Regions from separate parts of the Homo sapiens genome. Here region 2 is linked to region 1. A link is an interaction called in ENCODE POLR2A ChIA-PET data of the cell type or tissue named here. Cell type or tissue: MCF 10A. All regions are shown on one strand. Links, peaks and the distances in the headings refer to the core of each region. The heading gives the core; the rest is flanking DNA.

What was found. Peaks named below come from ENCODE experiments on the same cell type or tissue, not always from the same donor. Only the 100,000 strongest peaks of a DNase experiment are listed, where the experiment ranks them.
Region 2: POLR2A ChIA-PET joins it to region 1 with 21 read pairs; 4 of 35 experiments call an interaction of 5 or more read pairs at or near these places.

What each region holds. Positions count from the first base shown.
Region 1 is chr15:91,863,469-91,872,317 of GRCh38, forward strand. The region is part of intron 1 of SLCO3A1 (solute carrier organic anion transporter family member 3A1); the gene reads left to right. Among named protein-coding and RNA genes, the nearest start is that of SLCO3A1, 14 kb to the left of the region's middle. RefSeq lists an enhancer at 4,251-4,545. In MCF 10A, for the core only: no CTCF peak of the experiment used is centred there; DNase peaks (open chromatin) are centred at 3,283, 3,683 and 4,323.
Region 2 is chr15:91,962,129-91,970,977 of GRCh38, forward strand. The region is part of intron 2 of SLCO3A1 (solute carrier organic anion transporter family member 3A1); the gene reads left to right. LOC124903557 (a long non-coding RNA gene) reads left to right here and starts at 1,800. Exons shown (of 2, transcript XR_007064764.1): 1 at 1,800-4,686; 2 at 5,369-5,516. In MCF 10A, for the core only: a CTCF peak has its summit at 6,666; DNase peaks (open chromatin) are centred at 3,483, 3,943 and 8,213.

The DNA.
Region 1 (8,849 bases), core at 539-8,538:
TTTCATTTCTCAGAGTGCTGCTGTGATAGCACTTGGAATTTACTGTGTCTTGTGGGATGCTTTGCATAAGCAGCATGTATTCCAGTGTGGCACATCACACCATCCTCTTCTTGAAGCTATACATGCGTGGGGTGCACAGCACACCACACGGTCAAGTTCAGCTTTCCAACCTCCTCCTGAAATGTAGGAAAGGAGCATATTTTTTTGGCCGGAGTGATGATTGAGGAGAAGAAACTTAAAGGGAGCCAGGCCCATGAAATAGATGTAGAAGAGCTTCAGAGAAGCCTCTCCTGTCCTTATGCAAAAAACTGAGGGCAAGACTCCTGACTTATTGTGTGGCATGTCGTGTCGCCTCCCCAGTGCTGGTACATACTTTGTAGGTTGGGAGGCTTAACATGCCAGTGACAGTTTCTCAGCCAGCCAAAGAGAGGATATCTTTTGGAAACAAAAACCATAAATTAGCACCATTCCTTTACCTTTGCCAAGCTGTATACATGCATCAAGGAGATGCATATAAATAGATCAAAAAGCCAGTGAGCAGTTTTGCAGCTTTGCAGCTTGCACTTGATGGAAGCAGATGGGGAGGTTCTCCTTGCTGCACTAGGCTCAGAGTGGCACGTGGAGCCAGCAGTGCTTGGGCTAAATCCAAATACAACCTTGTTCGATTTCTAGAGATGGACATGTGCAATCGACTGTCCAACAGGCATATTGTTTCTGTGGCCCAGGGTGGGCCTGTTTTTAGGTCTTCTTAAGTATAACATCGTAGAATCTCTGCATTCATTGCTTTCATGTTAGGCAAAATCAGGGCACAGAATTGAGGCATTTACCCAAATGTGCAGCCCCACCCTCCGGAGCCAGCTCACATTCGCTGGCAGGTATAAGCAGGTGAGCAGCCAGGAAGGAAAGACAACTGATAGTTTTAATTTTGGGAATAGCAATTATAAACAAGTATAAATAAAAATATTGTTTTGGTGAATACTGGGGAAAAATCACTTCTCTTATTCTCTTTTAAAATGTTCCTCTTTTTTTTTTTTTTTTTTGTCTAAATAGGCTTAATGCTTTCTAAGAGGTACCCTACCTATCCTTAATGGAGTGAACAGATAATATATATACATTTATATTTATTTGCCTTCTGATGCTTAGGATTTCATTGGGGAATACTTTTGTATTTAAAAATAACAGTGACAGGGAGGTGATTAAAAATAGCTCAAGGGCTTGTGGCACCCAAGGCTATCAGGGGAACTATTTTGTGTGACAAGTGACACATTTAAATCCCCCAAAAGGAAGCTGAGTGTTCTCCTGTTGAGGTCTGTCGCCTTGGTGCTGCTTTTTGCACCCGGTGAGCCCAACAGTGATGGTCACAGGTGTTCATTTCCGCTCTGTCACGTCCTGGTTGTTTGTTTTCTTCCTACCTCCCTCCACTGGCCCCTGACCCCATCAGTGTCACGCCTCACCGTCCCTGACAGGATGTCACAGTCACATGGGTAGGGACTCTGGGAGTCAAGACCTAGGCCACTCCTGAGTGGGACTGTCACGGCAGGCATTTGCCATGGGCAGTGTCCTTTCTGCCCCCTCCGTGGTTGGCCACCCGCTGTCCCTATCCAGTGGATAATGGAGCTGAGCGTGGTCTCTTACAAGCCTTTCAGATCCAATTCCACCTTTCACCACAGACTGTATGTGATTCCTGCCTTCCTGGACTAATTCTGAGCTCTTTTGTACTTTATTTGGGAACAGGAATAAGTGGGGACTTGACATTTTATTTAAACTTTTCCTTTTGTAGAGTTCGTAGGACAGTAGGATTATTCCCTAACATTTTCAATATCTCAGATGCTAGACCAAAATTGGGTCATATTATAAGTGAGAAAGTGACTTTCACAGTTTATCTGTTGGTGAGGTGGACATGGGCTTGGAGGGGAGAGGGTGGATGAGATGGTAGGCATTTCAGAAGGAAAAAACCAGGTCTATTCATTAACTAGGGCTGCTGTAACAAATTACCACAAACTGGGTGGCTTGAAACAAATTTTTTGTCTGACAGTCCTGCAGGCCAGAAGTCTGAAATCAGGGCATCAGCAGGGCCGTGCTCCCTCCTAGACCCTGCGTAGAACCCTTCCTTGCCTCTTCATGGCATGTGGGGGTGGCCAAGGGTCCTTGGATTCCTTGGCTCGCAGCTGCATCACTCCCATCTCTGCCTTTGCTGTCACATGGTGTTTCCCCCGCGTCTCTCTCTCTTCTTCTTCTAAGGACACCGGTCACATTGGATTAGGGCTCACCCTAATGACCTCATGTGACTAGCTTACATCTGCTAAGTCCTCGTTTCCAAATTAGGTCACATTCACAGGCACTAAGAGTTAGGACTTCAGTTTATCTTTTTGGGGAAAACAAATCAATTCATAACACCAGAGAAGAAAAGAGCAAAGGATCCTAAAACAGTCTGTGTGTACAAAGAAAACAAAGGCAAACTCTGTCTTCTTAAGTGTTTGGGTGAGGTAGGAGGATTGTTGGATATTCGTAAGAGAGTCGTTCATACCCAAAGATATCATTTCAATCTTCACAGAAATGCGGACAGTCCCTGTTTCCTTTCTGTAAGAAGGTAACCATGTTACTCTCTGGGGTGGTGGTGATTAGACTTGCAGGAATGAACCTAGTTGGATGATTCGTTAGCTTCAAACACATCATTTTCTCTTCCTGGGCCTAGCCGAATGCTGGGATTGGACTGATAGTCATGTCATTTGATTAAGGAGAATGCATGTAAAAAAAAATCCTAGACAGATATGTGGGTGAGGAATATGTGTTTGTGTATTTACTGTGTGTATGTACATAGGTACTCATCCATGTTCCCATCCCTCACACCCAGGATTCCTTAGCAGGAATCAGGGCTGGTAAAATCTGCAGCTGGCTCTGTCTCCTTCCTGAAGCCCTATCCGATTCAGTGAGACCAAAAGAGACTTTATCACTGTGCGCTGTGCCAGCCAGTCTCAGATTTGGCCAGGTATGTATTAAGTTAGCACCAGACATCTGCATTCTAATCTCATCCATCTCTGTGGTTTTTTTGGTGGGGGTAGGAGTGATATGGTTCCCAGAATTTCTCTGCACAGGCTCCTTTTTTTAAAAAAAAAAAAAAAAGAAAAAAAAAATGTCAGCTTGATCTCTGCCAAACTAATTAACTTCGACAACTTCCTTAAGTGCTGCGAGCAATATAGAGTTGAGTAAGGCATGTTCTTGGCCCTCATGGAGTTGATTTATCGTGGGGGGGGAGATGACATGTTTATAATTTTTTCATTAATGACTCATTCATTAGGACGTTTCAGGTCCTGGGCCAGGTGGCAGCCAAGCCCTCTGGAAGCCTCATGTCTGGTCTAGTTGTATTACAATAGACCAGACTAAAAATAGAAGCAAAGCATTGGGCCAGGGTGGGAGATGGGCCTGGGTAGACTGGTCGGAGATATAAAATAATTTTCTCAACCTTGGTTGGGGATAGATCCGAGGGTAGCAAGATGTCAAGTGGAACCGTTGGTGAGAGGCTGGCTGCGGAGAGTCATTGGAGGCAGCATGTGATTGGAAACCTGGGATGGAGAAGGGGAGGGCTGGAAACCCAGGGCCACAGCCGGGCTGGGGCATGTCAGGGCTGGCACTGTGGAGTGCCACTCCAGTTAGCAGCGCGGAGGCTGTCGGCATCTCTCTCGGCCAAGCTTGGATCCCTCTGCCCCTGCTCCCCTGCTTTGAAGTGGTGTGGTGAAATGTGGCTGGAAGTCAGTCTGCTAGCCTGTGGAGGGACCTTCATCCAGGGCATGCTCAGACTCAGCTAGAAGCAAGCACAGCTTCCTCGCATGCTGAGGCCAAGGGGCTGAAGGATGCAGAATGCTTCTTGTACTGGAATGCTGTGCTCACCAGTATGGGTGCCACATGGGAGGGGGGCAAATATAGGGTCCTGGGCCTGAGGACAAAATGACACCTCTGTATTAAACCTCTCTTTTGCATATGTACAAATTAGATTCTTGCAAGATGAGCTAACATTAGGAAAGGTCCTATTATATTTGACTTTTTTTTTTTTTTTAAATAAAACCACTTTTGCTTGGCCTCGGATGTATCAGTTCTGGATAACTTTAAAGCTGGTAACAGAACAAACTGTGTTCACACACAGGAAATGTCTCCAAACAAAAAGTGGGTGTGCAGTTTACAGTTTAAAAATTGGATGAAGGCCCTTCAAACTTCCCCTCCTGTTCTCCTTGGGAAGAGCTTGGCAGGCTGCTGAGAGAGGCCACTCCTCCCTGGAATAGGTAGTCACCGGGGCCTGGGAAGGAAGGTAGCCTGTGAGTGGAGCTGCCTGGTGACTGGGCGGAGGCCCCGGGTGTTCTGGGGGCTGGGAGGCCTGTGGAGGTTTCCTTTCAGCTTCAAGGACTGTGTGAAAGGTTGTGTGAGTCAGGTCAGGAAGCATTTCTGCGCTGTTGCTCCAAGCCTGTGGCCGGCCGATCCAAGCGCTGGCTGAGCTAGCTGGAAAGCTCTGTGAGCATCCTATGTCTGTGTCTTTATCTATTCATCGCCTGGCTCTAGTGCTAGCTTCAACTTCAAGTTCGTGCTTTTTTTTTAAATTTTTTTTTGAGGGGATGGAGTCTCGCTCTGTCGCCCAGGCTGGAGTGCATTGGTGGGATCTCGGCTCGCTGCAACCTCTGCCTCCTGGGTTCAAGTAGTTCTCCCGCCTCAGCCTCTCTAGTAGCTGGGATTACAGGAGTGCACTACCACGCCCAGCAGATTTTTGTATTTTTAGTAGAGTTGGGGTTTCGCCATGTTGGCCAGGCTAGTCTCGAACTCCTGACCTGAGGTGATCCACCTGGCTCGGCCTCACAAAGTGCTGGGATTACAGGCATGAACCACCACACCCAGCCGGCTTTTTTTTTTTTTTTTTTTTAATATAAAGACTTTACTGTTTTACTTATTACACAAGGAATATATGTGGTGTTGACAATTTGGAAAATACAAATAAACATAGATAACATAAAAAAAAATCCATAATTCAGAGAACCTGGAGATAAACTGTAAACATTTTGGCGTGAGTCCTTTAAGTCTCTCTCCGTCTACCTGCATTGATGCGTGACTTCCAGGCCCACACGGTGGTAAAGGATGTGGGCTTTGGGGTCTTTGAAGTCCATGTCTGGGGCTGGTTAGTCTTGTGTGGCTTTGGGCATTTAGCTTTCCCTCTCTAATTCTCAATTTCCTCATCTCTAAGATTGGGATGATATTTATACTTTCAATGATCTTGTGAATACCAAATGAGAGAATCCATCCAAAGTACTCAGCCCGTGCCTCTCTGCAGTATGTGCTACTGTCGTGATTTTTAAAAAGTAATAAAATTGGATCTCACTATAAATTCTGTTTAGGAACCTACTCTTTCCTCTAAATCATTCTCATGGCTTTTCTGTAACATCAGATGTTCTTCTCTGCTGTCATAGTTTCAAATGAAAAATGACCTTATTGTTTTTATAAAACAATACATATTCATCATGAAGAAAAGTTTATATAAAAATGTTTTTAAAAATTCAAAATCCCCCATTCAGAAATAATCATGACTGGTGGTGGGGTTTGAGAAGTGACCGTTAACCGCACCTTCCTCTCTGCCCTCACTCTAGCCCCTTCTAATTAAGAATCCACTGGGAGCCGGGCATGGTAGCTCGTGCCTGTAATCCCAGTACTTTGGAAGGCTGAAGTGGGAGGATCACTTGAGCTCAGGAGTTTGAGACCAGCCTGGGCAACATAGGGAGACCCTGTCTCTACAAAAAATTTAAAAATTAGCTGAGCATGGTGGCTTATGTCTGTAATCCCAGCACTTTGGGAGGCCGAGGTGGGTGGATCAGTTGATGTCAGGAGTTTGAGAACAGCCTGGCCAACATGGTGAAACCCTGTCTGTACTAAAAATAAAAAAATTAGCCAGGCATGGTGGCACATGCCTGTAATCCCAGCTACTCAGGAGGCTGAGGCAGGAAAATTGCTTGAACCCAGGAGGCAGAGGTTGCAATGAGCCAAGATGGCGCCACTGCACTCCAGTCTCTGTCTCAAAGGAAAAAAAAAAAAATTAAAAAATTAGCTGGGTGTGGTGCTGCATGCCACCACCCAGTCTCCCAGATATTTGGGAGACTGAGGTGGGAGGATCACTTGAGACCAGGAGATTGAGGCTGCAGTGAGCCGTAATAGTGCCACTGCACTCCAGCCTGAGTGACAGAGTGAGACACTATTTCAACAACAACAACAAAGAAAGGATCATTTGGGAAGTAGACACCCCAGCCAGCCACAGGGGTTTAAAACATCATCTTGGGGGTTGTGTGGAAAAAACTGCAGTTTGGATTGGAAAACTCTGTTTGTGTCCAGATTCAGGCTTCTTTTCACTACTTTGTTCTCAGAATAAAACTCTTCCAAGGCAGAACTGCAGGCTTTGTCCCTGCAGATGCTCACCTGCTCAGGTAAGCTTACCTCCTGGAGGAGCAGAGAATATGTGCATCCTGAGGGCTGTTCACAGAATTGGGGGAGAAGGGGGTCAGGGCAAGCTTGCCAGCTTCCTGCTTGCAATTCTGTGAATCGAGTAAGTTGCCAATCCTTCCCTTTGGGGAGGATTGAGTGGGGAAGTTAGAAGAGCAGATGCTTTTTCTCTGTTAATTTCCAGAAGGTGGACGTTCGTCTAGTCTATATCAAGGTATGAATTCTGGGGAAAGGGAAGAAGAATTTCTTGTTATTATTAGGAATATATCATTTTAGAGTTCTTTCTATTCTTATACATGGAAAAATGACTGGCTGAGTAGATATACTTATAAAATGTATGTTCTAAAAATAGCAGTAAGTTTAATTTCACTGAAACTTAACAGAAGACTTCAGTAAAACTGGAAAGAAGTAACTATCTTTTGCTACTAAATGTTGCTGTAGAAGTGTCCAAGGCCAGCCTTATTTTTCCTCCCTTAGAGATAATTTATTATTGCCTATAGGTTAGATATATGAGGAATCTTTTCTTAATATTTGACAGATAATTTAATTCTGATGTATATTACTGCTGTGTGATGTGTGTCATAGTTTTTGGAACTGGATGTGTATTTTCAATCAACAGATGCAATTCTTTATTAGTTTTGGGAGAATTTCTTTGTATTATCTCTTCAAACACTGGGTTCTATGCAGTGAATTCTCTGCTGTAAGGCACCAATTGTCTGTATGTTACATTGTCTTTGAACTCCATAGTTGTCTGTTTTGCTTCGATTACTTGAATCCCTTTTTTTTATCTGCATTCACCATGTTTATTTTTAGCTTTCCTCTAGTCAGAAAATTGATTTTAAACCATCTTTCTTTAGTCCTGTGTAGATTCTGTTTCATATCTTTATTTTCTAGGGTTGGCTTTAGTTTTCAACGTATTTCTTTAGATCTACAATCTTTTTTTTTTCCCTTTTTTAGATGTTGTCTTTGGGTTCTTGATGTATTGAACTCATATTCTTATTAAGTTCTATGGCTCAAAGATCTTTTGGGGGGTATCTTTCTCTGGCTGAGTTACGTTTTCTTTTATTTTGAGTTCTTTGTCTTTGACACCTACTGTTGCTTTCTTGCCTTTCCAGGAGTCTGTGTTTAAAGATAACCATGCCTTGTGGTTTTTCATTTTATTCTTGCTGAAGTAAATCAGGCTATATCTTTCTTTGATTTATTTATTTGAAGGCTATCTTTTTTCTTCTTGCTACCAAGCTGAAGTTTGAAGGCTGGTTTTTTGTTTCTGTTCATGCTTTCTGTAGCCTGAAGACTTATGAAATGTCTTGGGCCAGTTGAGCTGTAGCAGGTCGTATGCTGGGTGCTGAGTAGGCTTGGCTAGATGTGGTCTTGGCAGCTTTCACTTGTGGGATCTTTTGAAGGCCCTTTTAAGTGGGTTCGGTCTTCCTGTGTGGGGGGCACACACTGCACACCCTCTGGCAGTATTCTGTGGCCTCGGGTCAGCCTTGGGTTTCACGTTGGACTCCCAGAGTCTTCATTCCTTGCAGCAGAGATGATCAACACCACGGTTTATGCATCATCTCATCCTTTTCTCCCCAGCAGATGTTTTCTCTCTTCCCTAGTCAGAAGAAGAGAATATAGGGATAACTACTCAGGTGTTTTTTTCTAGATGTGGTGATATTGATGAAAACTCTCAGAATGTTTATTTATTCACTGTTTTGTCTTCCTGAGGGTGTTTGACTCAGGGCTCTGAGCCTTGCCACACTGGATTCTTTTTCCTTTATTTTATTTCCCAGGCACCTTTTGACTTTATGACACTGGGGTGTGCTCATTTTGTTTTTTTTTGGTTTTTTTTTTTTTTTTTTTTGGCTGATAAGTGTTTTATTTCAGGTTTAATTTTTTTTTAATTCAAATTTAGGAAGAGTGAGATTTTATACAGAGGTTTAATTCTACCATTTTAACTGGGAAATGTCTAGCAACATTTGAAAAGATTGTGTAATATTCCATTGTATTCCATTTCCCTATTTCTGTATGGTAGGTTGCTTATGGTTTTGTTTTGCTGATACAAATTCTGGTTGCTCATTTCTTTTCATTGTTTTGCTTTTCAGAATTACAAAATGGGATGATGAGTTCAAGGGATTGGTCACAAAAGATGTGGGGAGTCAAATCCTCTGTGGAAAGGGGAATTGCCTTCGTCGAGGATGTGGTGTGTGCCCGGGAGGACACAAGCAGTCTGATCGAACTCTCACACAAATCCCATGCAGTAGATGTCATTATTTCTCTTTTCCGTATAAGGAAATAGGGCTCACTTCTAGAAGTTAAAGAATGTGCTGGATGGGCACGGTGGCTCACGCCTGTAATCCCAGCACTTTGGGAAGCCAGTGCGGGCAGATCACGAG
Region 2 (8,849 bases), core at 319-8,318, 98 kb after region 1:
GCCGCAGACTGCAGCGGGAGGTAGCATATGAGGCAGTGACTAGAGTGGACATTTTAAGAATTACAGAGCGGCCGTGCACAGTGGCTCACACCTGTAATCCCAGCACTTTGGGAGGCCGAGGCAGATGGATCACCTGAGGTCGGGAGTTCGAGACCAACCTGACCAACATGGAGAAACCCTGTCTTTACTAAAAATACAAAATTAGCCAGGCATGGTGGCACATGCCTGTGATCCCAGCTACTCTGGAGGCTGAGGCAGGAAAATCACTTGAACCCAGGAGACAGAGGTTGCGGTGAACTGAGATCGCGCCATTGCACTCCAGCCTGGGCAACAAGAGCGAAACTCCGTCTCAAAAAAAAAAAAAAAAAAAAAAGAGCAAGGATTTCCTGTGGCCTGAGAAAGAAAACAGGAAACAACTGAAAGCTGGCCAAACAGCAATGGGAGAGACTTGGTGCTGAGGAGGGAAGTGGAGCCGGGGAAGGAGGAGAGAATGAGAGGTGGAAATGGCTGTGGAAGGTCCTAAGCCCAACGGAGAGCCCAGCAGTGATGTTTAGGAGCCTCTTGGTGATCTCAGGCTGTCCAGTGCACCCCATCCCCAGCAGCACACCAGATGCTTTGTTCCTGGACCAAACTGAGGGTCCTCGGGCTGCTTACTTTCACAACCCAATAACGAGATGCAGATGAGCTGGGAAAGGAGAGAGTTTATTTCTGGAGCCGGGTACAGGGAGAAGGCCTGGAAAACATCGCCAGACCAACTCAAAATTACAAAGTTTTCCAGAGCTTATATACTTTCTAAGCTGTATGTCTGTGTGTAAGTGTGCATTCATCTGAAGACATAAGTGATTAACTTCTTCCAATCTGTAACTAAGATCTGATTCCTGAAGACCTTCCTCTGGAGCCTCAGTAAATTTACTTAATCTAAATGGGTCCGGGTGCTGGGGGTGATTACCCTTGTCTCCTGCTAAATCATGGAGGTTTGGGGAGTTCCTTCAGACCCCCAATACACCTGTTTAATCCTAAATAGGTCCTGTTAAGAATTCCTTTGTTATCTTGTCGTGCTTCGAGGCCCGGGAAAGTCCTAGGCAAGATGCTTGGTGGGCTTTTGTTGCATTCCAGCCTTTGTATATGGGCACTGGCTCTTTCAGCTTTCAGCTTTTAATATTTAACTTCACCAGTCAGTCAGTGCTGAGACAGTTATTATGGAGGCTACCCTGTTCAGCTGTTAGGGAGACCAGGCCTGCCACAGTTTCTCTCTCGTGAGGGTTTAACTCGGGGAGGGTGGGGGGGGGGGGCGGCAGCAGCCTGGGGCTGATTAACTCCTGAATGTTGTGCTAATGAGAAAGTGGTGTGGGTAGTGAGAACCAATGCCCCAAATAACATTTCATCTGATTGGATCACACCGTGGGATTTTATTGCAGTAGATATTAATTGTATTCTGTCCAGAACTGGTTCCTTCTGGTGGGTTCTTGGTTTTGCTGACTTCAAGAATGAAGCCGTGGACCTTCGCGGTGAGTGTTACAGTTCTTAAAGATGATGCGTCTGGAGTTGTTCCTTCCGAGGTTCAGATGTGTCAGGAGTTTCTTCCTTTTGGTGGGTTCGTGGTCTCGCTGACTTCAGGAGTCATGCCACAGACCTTCGCAGTGAGTATTACAGATCATAAAGGTAGTGCAGAACCAGACTGAGCAGCAGCAAGATTTATTGTGAAGAGCGAAAGAACAAAGCTTCCACGGCGTGGAAGGGGACCCAAGCAGGTTGCCGCTGCTATTTCGGGTGGCCAGCTTTTATTCCCTTATTTGGCCCCGCCCACATCCTGCTGATTGGTCCATTTTACAGAGTGCTGATTGGTCCATTTTACAAAGTGCTGATTGGTGTGTTCACCATCTTTTAACTAGACCCAGAGCACTGATTGGTGCATTTACAGTCCTTTAGCTAGACACAAAAGTTCTCCAAGTCCCCACCTGACCCAGAAGCTCAGCTGGCTTCACCTCTCAGTATGGGTGGGGAACCTACTTGTTTTCAGTTTATGAAAGTAGGTTTTCAGGAAAAGCAAACCTGTGGTAGAAACTTGTTGGAAATGTAATGGAACCTGGAATGTTCCATTAATCACAAGACTTCTGTGTGATTGCTCAGAGCTCTAAAAGTAGATACAACGGCCTTGTCATCTGTAATTTTTTTTTGTTTTTGGTCATTTTTAGGTGAAATATTTGATAGTGCTTTATACTTTCTACCCTTTTTAGGGCATGGTAAATGTATTTGTTCGACTGACAGCTACTGCAAGAAGCAAACCCTCACATGCATCATTGCTTTTTTTTTTTATGCTCAGGTGACTCCAGAACAGGTTTTACTAATATGTGGGCAGCTCTGTGTAGTAGCTCTTGCCATGTTAGTGTTGCTATATTTAGTTCCTCCTATTCAAGGTTGCTATGCTTGTCGGCATCAAGCAGGAGGAGAAAAGACCCTGGTGGAAGGGGCATGGGAAGTCTTGTGGACCAGGCCGGAAGTGGCACCTCATTGGCCACAGCTCCGTCCCATCTCTGGTAGAGAAAGAGAGTTGAGCAGTGTGTTGGGAAGAAGCAGAAGCAAGCTGGGTACTAACATCCTTTAAAATTAGATAGTTTTTTTTTTTTTAATGTACTTCGAGTATGTTCTAGAAAGCTATTTCCTTGGATACCTCCCTTTTGCGATGAAGAAGTGGCAGCTCACAGAATTGAGTGACTTGCTCAGGGTCACAGAGCGTCAGGTGACAGTGTGTGGTCTGGAATCCAGGCCTTATCCATTACCTTGTCCCGTACTTTGTCTTTCCACGAGTTTTTGAGTGTGGCCAGCAGTCCTACCTCTAGACTTTTCTGCGTGTGCCATGCCAGCTTTTGGGAGGATTACAGTCATCACCACCATCTGAAGAGGTACTGGGGACCTCAGCTCCCCCATGACAGCAAACATACCCAGGGAGAGGGGGCTGTGGGGATACTCAGTGGATGATTAGGGTTTTTAGAATCTGTTGGGAAGGGGAAGAGGTATACATTAAAATTGAGTGCCCTAGAGAACAGGAGAATTGGAGAGAAGACACATGATTAAAGAGAAACGCATATGCAGACCCCTCTCCCACCACCAGCATCCCAGTGCTTGGGAAACCCAAAGCCAAGCCCTGGCTCCTCAGGGATCCCCAAAGGAAACATTTATCCCCCTGGATGTTTGGATGTCCCGTAATGATTTAGAGGCCTGAGATCCTGCTCAAATCCCTGGATTCTATGTGGTATTGAAGAAGGACTTTTAAAACTAGACCTGACAGGTCCAAATAAATATCCTCCATTGTGAGGAACAATCTCATTTGGGCCTCTGAGGCTCTCTAAAAATATCCTTCATTGACTGTTCACTTTAGAATCCAGGATTGAGACTCCCACCCCACCCCCTAACTTCCCTTCCCTTTTGTTTTTCTATGTTGCCTGCTCATCCTTCCTCCTCTCACCAGCCTGGCCTTGCCTAGGGAGTGGGAGTTGGCAGGGCTTGCCTACCAGGAGGGTTTTGTTGAGAGGCACCAAGTCCAAAGGAATCTTTTGTCTACAGGTGCACTTGAATTGTGGGCAGCCAGCAGGGTGTGTGTGTGTGTGTGTGTGTGTGTGTGTGTGGAGGGAAATTCGTAGGAGTGAGTGTGGGTGTGCACACCTGCTCTAAATTGCTTCTACTGCCAGAATGTACTCCTGGAGGGATCAGGAAGGAGTAAGCCCTTAGTCGATTGAGCCAGTCCAGCCCTGAGGACATTGATTCCAGCTCCTTGCTTTCATTGAAGGGAGGAGAGAAACTCAAATAGGAGCCCTCAAGGAGATTGTGTGAAGCTTTCTGAATTCGGTGTCATTTTCATGCAATTTTGTTAAGAACTGGTGTATTTCATCCCCTCCTGGTTCATTCCGTGAGTCATCCAGAAGGCATCAGAGCCTCGTCATTTTGGCAGCCGCAGGGCATTTGTGCCCAGCGAATTATGGGCAGCTCTGATCTGAAGTAACAAGGTTGAGTCGAGATAGGTTGAGAAATGACCCAGACAGAAACAGGGGCCTCGGCTGGCAGCCCCAGCCACACCATAACTGCACCCGTAGCTCAGATGAGGTCAGGACATTTTTGCTTTGTGACAGATTTGGGACGCAGAGAAAAGAGTTCAGGCTTTGTACTGACCGAGGCCAGCACTGACACCAGTGCAGACAAAGAGGTTTGTAGCCAGGGGAGTGGAGGGACGGACAGCTCAGATTTTAGCTGACGATGATTCTCATGGCCTGTGTACAAGTTCCCACTAATGTATCATCAGTACCAGCATCTCTGAGGAAGATGTTTTTCCCACTGTGCACAATGCAACATCACTGTCCCCAGGGTACATGGGACAGAAAAATCCCTGTTAGAACTGGGCACAAAACTGCGCTTCTGAACATTTCAGGATATGATCCTTTCAGGATACTGTGTCTAGCACCCAAATTTTGAGGACTCAAGTTTTCATTAAAGCAACAGGCAGTGATGATGATGTGCTTTCCAAATGCAAATTGTAGGAACATTTAATTAAATGGGACCCTTAGGAGCAGTAACCATTCTCAGATCCCAGTTAACCTGGTGTATTAGAATGTCTCAGCAGTGGAAGGAATTCATGCCTGGGCTTTGGTGATGCTTCTCAAACAGAGCATCTGGCACTGTTCGTGGAAAAAGGTGATTTCAACTTGAAGCAGAAAGATAAGGTGGCGCTTTGTAGAATGTAAAAAAGTCTAACCCTAGCTTCTGCAGAGAGCTGGGCTGCTGCACCAATTATGTTGTGTGGCATTTTACTTCCAAAGGGCAGCTTTGGTCATGGAGGAGAAGACAAAAGCGTGGTGCAGTTTTTTGGGGATTTTTTTTTTTGACAGCAAGAGAGATGAGATACAATTTGTATTTTTGAACTCTGCTTTCAGATAACTTTATAAAGGGCTTTAAAACTGTCTTTGTAAATGATCCAGAAGAGTTAGGCTCTAAAGAAGTTTTGAAATACCTCATTCTATTTGTGCTGCTTTTTATCCTTTCTAAAAAAACAAAAAGATTATTAGATGGTAGGAAACTATGTCTAAATAAACCCAGTGAGTTGTTACATTTTTATTCATTTAAAATATTAAAATGACAATAAGAGAGGTTTTTAGTTATCAGAGCATGTTGCAGAGGTATAAGAGGAAGCAGAGAGTACTGTTTTCTAGATTAACTGCTCTACACAGAAATGAACAGCAGTATAGATTAACCCATAAGAGTCCAAATAACTCCCCCTGCTTGAAGCTTTATATGGTGATCTGTGGTAGAATGTCCCTCCTCTGGTTATGCTTTTCTTTGGCTAATAGTATCATTTGTCTCCCCACCTCTCCTGTAGGACTGAGGTGCCGTTGTGGGGACATAACGCAGAAGCGTTGCCACAGGATAAAGACAGCACTCGACATATAATAAAAATCAATATGGATAAGACACCTATTACACAGATAATCCCATATGAAATAAATTAAACCCGTTTTACAGATGGATTAATTGTTTTGTCCTTGTTCTGTTGACTTCCAGACCTTGTTATCTCTCCTGTTTTCCTGGATCATATTGTCTCTCAAATATCAATAGCACAGTTTTTGGCTGTGTTGTTTTCAAACAGCCTACTTTTGGGGAACCACGAGGACGTAGTGGCAGGACTAAAGGTCAAGGTCACTTCAGTGTTCTCCCAAATCCCGCTGGCATAGGCTCTTTCCTTGTCTGCTTTGTCTGCAGGATTCAGCACCAAGAGCTCTCAAGAGCAAATCCACAGGCAGCTAAATCAAGAAGGTGGCTCTCTTCCCTCCTCTTTGCTCCCCTCTTCCTGCAGAGATGCAAGATGGCTTTGAAATGTCCCTATCTTCCTTCCCTTCTGATTGCCTTACTTGTTCAGATGCTTCCATCCTGAACATTTTCTAGAGTCCCCTGCCTAGTCGCCCTGGAAAGTACCCAGGGAAGCCACTTACGGCCTATCCATCAAAGCACAGTGCGTGTCTCCTTTCTCAGACAGAGGACGTAATCATCCATGCCCACAGAGGAGAGCGTGTGCCCTGAGTTTCAGTGCCGGATCAGAGACTGGAAAAGTCTGTATGCCCCCTCCCTACCTTACAGTCTTTTACTTCTCCACCTGGGGAAAACAGCAGATGGAGGAGAGGAAAGAGAAGTTTAGCTGGCATCATTAAAATGACTTTCTAGTCTCCTGCGAGCTTTCTCTCAAGTAGATTCTGCTGAGTTCTGCTTGGACTGGTAAGCACAGAGAGTGAGTCATAGAGTGGCCCTCTAGAATCCTCCAGCCTGTGCTTATTATGCAGCATGGAGGTGTCCTGGCTAGAACAGGGCCTCTAATTTATCATGTCTTCTCACTAGGTGAGGTGAATAGGGCTCCACAAACCACCGTGGGGACCAGTGGCATCAAATTCTGGTGCTAACAAAGGAAGTTCCATCACAGACAAGGAGTGAGAAGAAGCCAGGGTAGAAACAAGCGACCCCTGCTTCCATGTGAAGCTTCATTCCCCAACCCATTCTTCAGACAGAGAAAGGGTGCACACGCAGACCCGCAAGCACAGCCTTCGCACGTGTGCTCACACAGCCGCAGTATTTACGGCACTCACGACGTGTCCAGCTTCTTTGTGCGCTCACAGCAGGCACTGCACTGTCCGTGGTTACCCTTAGGGTGGCGCTGTTTATTGGCGCCTTTTTGCTTGGCACATTCTGGTTCCTCTGCATGGAGTCTCCTTTCTCTTTCCCCTACCCAGGGGATCTGGCAAACTCGTGTTGCTCCATGTAGAGTCAGCTCAGAGGTCCCTTCCTCTCAGAAGCCATCTCTGCCTCCACCTACCTCCAACACAAGAGTTTGCTAACAGGTCCACACTGTGTTTAGCACTGTCACCTTGCATCATTTTTTGGTGTGATTGTATCTGTTGCACATACACCTGTGTCCCCGCTACACACTTTGAGAGGTAAAGCTCATCTTTTCGTTGTATACAGCACATGTACAGAAATATGTGCCTGGCACATAAAGGCAATTAGTAGATATTTGTCGAATGAATGAGTGAATAAATCATTTTTTGGGGTAGAAGTGGTGTAGAATATCTGACTACTACATGTGGATACTAAGAACTAATTGTTGTTGTGGAGTAAAATTTCTTGTGTTTGTCTGTATATATATAATTTTTTTTTTTTTGAGATGAATTCTCACTCTGTTGCCCAGGCTGGATTGCAGTGGCACAATCTTGGCTCACTGCAACCTCCACCTCCTAGGTTCAAGTGATTCTCCTGCCTCAGTCTCCCAAATAGCTTGGGTTACAGGTACGTGCCACCATGCCTGGCTAATTTTTGTATTTTTAGTAAAGTAGGGGGTTTCTCCATGTTGGCCAGGCTGGTCTCAAACTCCTCACCTCAGGTGGTCCACCCACCTTGGCCTCCCAAAGTGCTGGGATTACAGACATGAGCCACAGTGCCTGGCCTCTTGTTACAATTATTGTTGTCTTTCTATCAAAAACATTACCAAAATCTCCTTTTACTTCATAACACTCATAAGACTCCATCTATAGAATTCCTTTTCTGGTAGAAGTGCTCCCTTGTTGGGCCTGGCATCTTATGGGCTCACCCTTATATTCTCCCAAGAGAAGTCCCCATTTTTCAGTGGAAGAGATCTAGCTATGTCTATGGTTTCCTGGTGGCGGGGGCTGGTCCACAGACCTAGAATGAGTTGCTGGGGAATTGGGTAGGGTGAGCCCTTTGCATTGCTGGGTAGAAGAAAATTTGACCTGGGCGCAGTCATCAGTTTGGACTCTAACTTCCTAGCTAGTTCTGTGTGTGTCAAAATCCTCCAGCATAACATTTGCCATGATGAGCAAGGAAGTGTAGTGTTTTTTCCCCTCAGCGAAATGTTAAAAGGCAAAAAGGCTATTTCTGCTCACCCAGAAAAACATTTTGGCTCTAGCAGAAAACAAAACAAAAAAAACTTACAGCCTTAAAACTAAAAAGAGGCATTGAAATACAGTACCTTCTCCCCACGCTGTTCAAAACACTTCGTGAGCAAGCACATGTAGCACATGTAGGAGAGAGGCCGAGTATGTTCTGAACTAATATTTTAGTGTATTATTTAAAATCTGGCCAGAGCACAGCATATTTGCATGCCTGTCTTTGGGCTCTGTTTCTAAAACAAGGAGAGTGGTGATGAAATCCGCAGCTGGTGTGCTGGCCCCAAGCCTGGGCAGTTTGGGCTCCATCACACCCTGGAGCAGCCAGCAAAGTTGCTGGAGCCGCTGATGGGAGGTGCCTTTGGGGTGGGCAGAGTTGTGGAGTCCTCTCCTTTCTCTGTAGTCAACACACGAGAGTCAACATGGAACTTGAGGTCTGTGAGCGTTTGCTGAGCCTGTGACCAGGAGGTGCTCCTGGAGAATGAAAGCGGGTAGGTAGGAGACAAGTGGTATCCAGCTCCCAGGGACTCACAAGGAGCCCTAATGAAACAACATGGTTCTTTCTTAAGTGGACCCATTTCTCCCATTACTCCTTCAAACCTCTGGGTTTCCCCTGACCAAAAAACAGGCATCCAGGGTGTATCCTGCCACTGTGCAGTGCCCTGCTTTGGTTAGACAGTGCCCATGTGAACATGAAGTTTTCCTTCTGACAGGCGGCAGTCTTCTCAGGCTAGAAGAGTAGACAGAGCTTCCACCTGTGTACAAGGGGCGTCTGCCGTCCTCATGCTACTAATGCCCAACCAGATGAAGGGTGTGTGTGTTTGTGTGTGTGTGTGTGCATGTGTGCAAATCCTTAAATAGGTATAGGCATATGTAGTCAGTCTTCATTATTTGTGGTTTCTGTATTTGGGA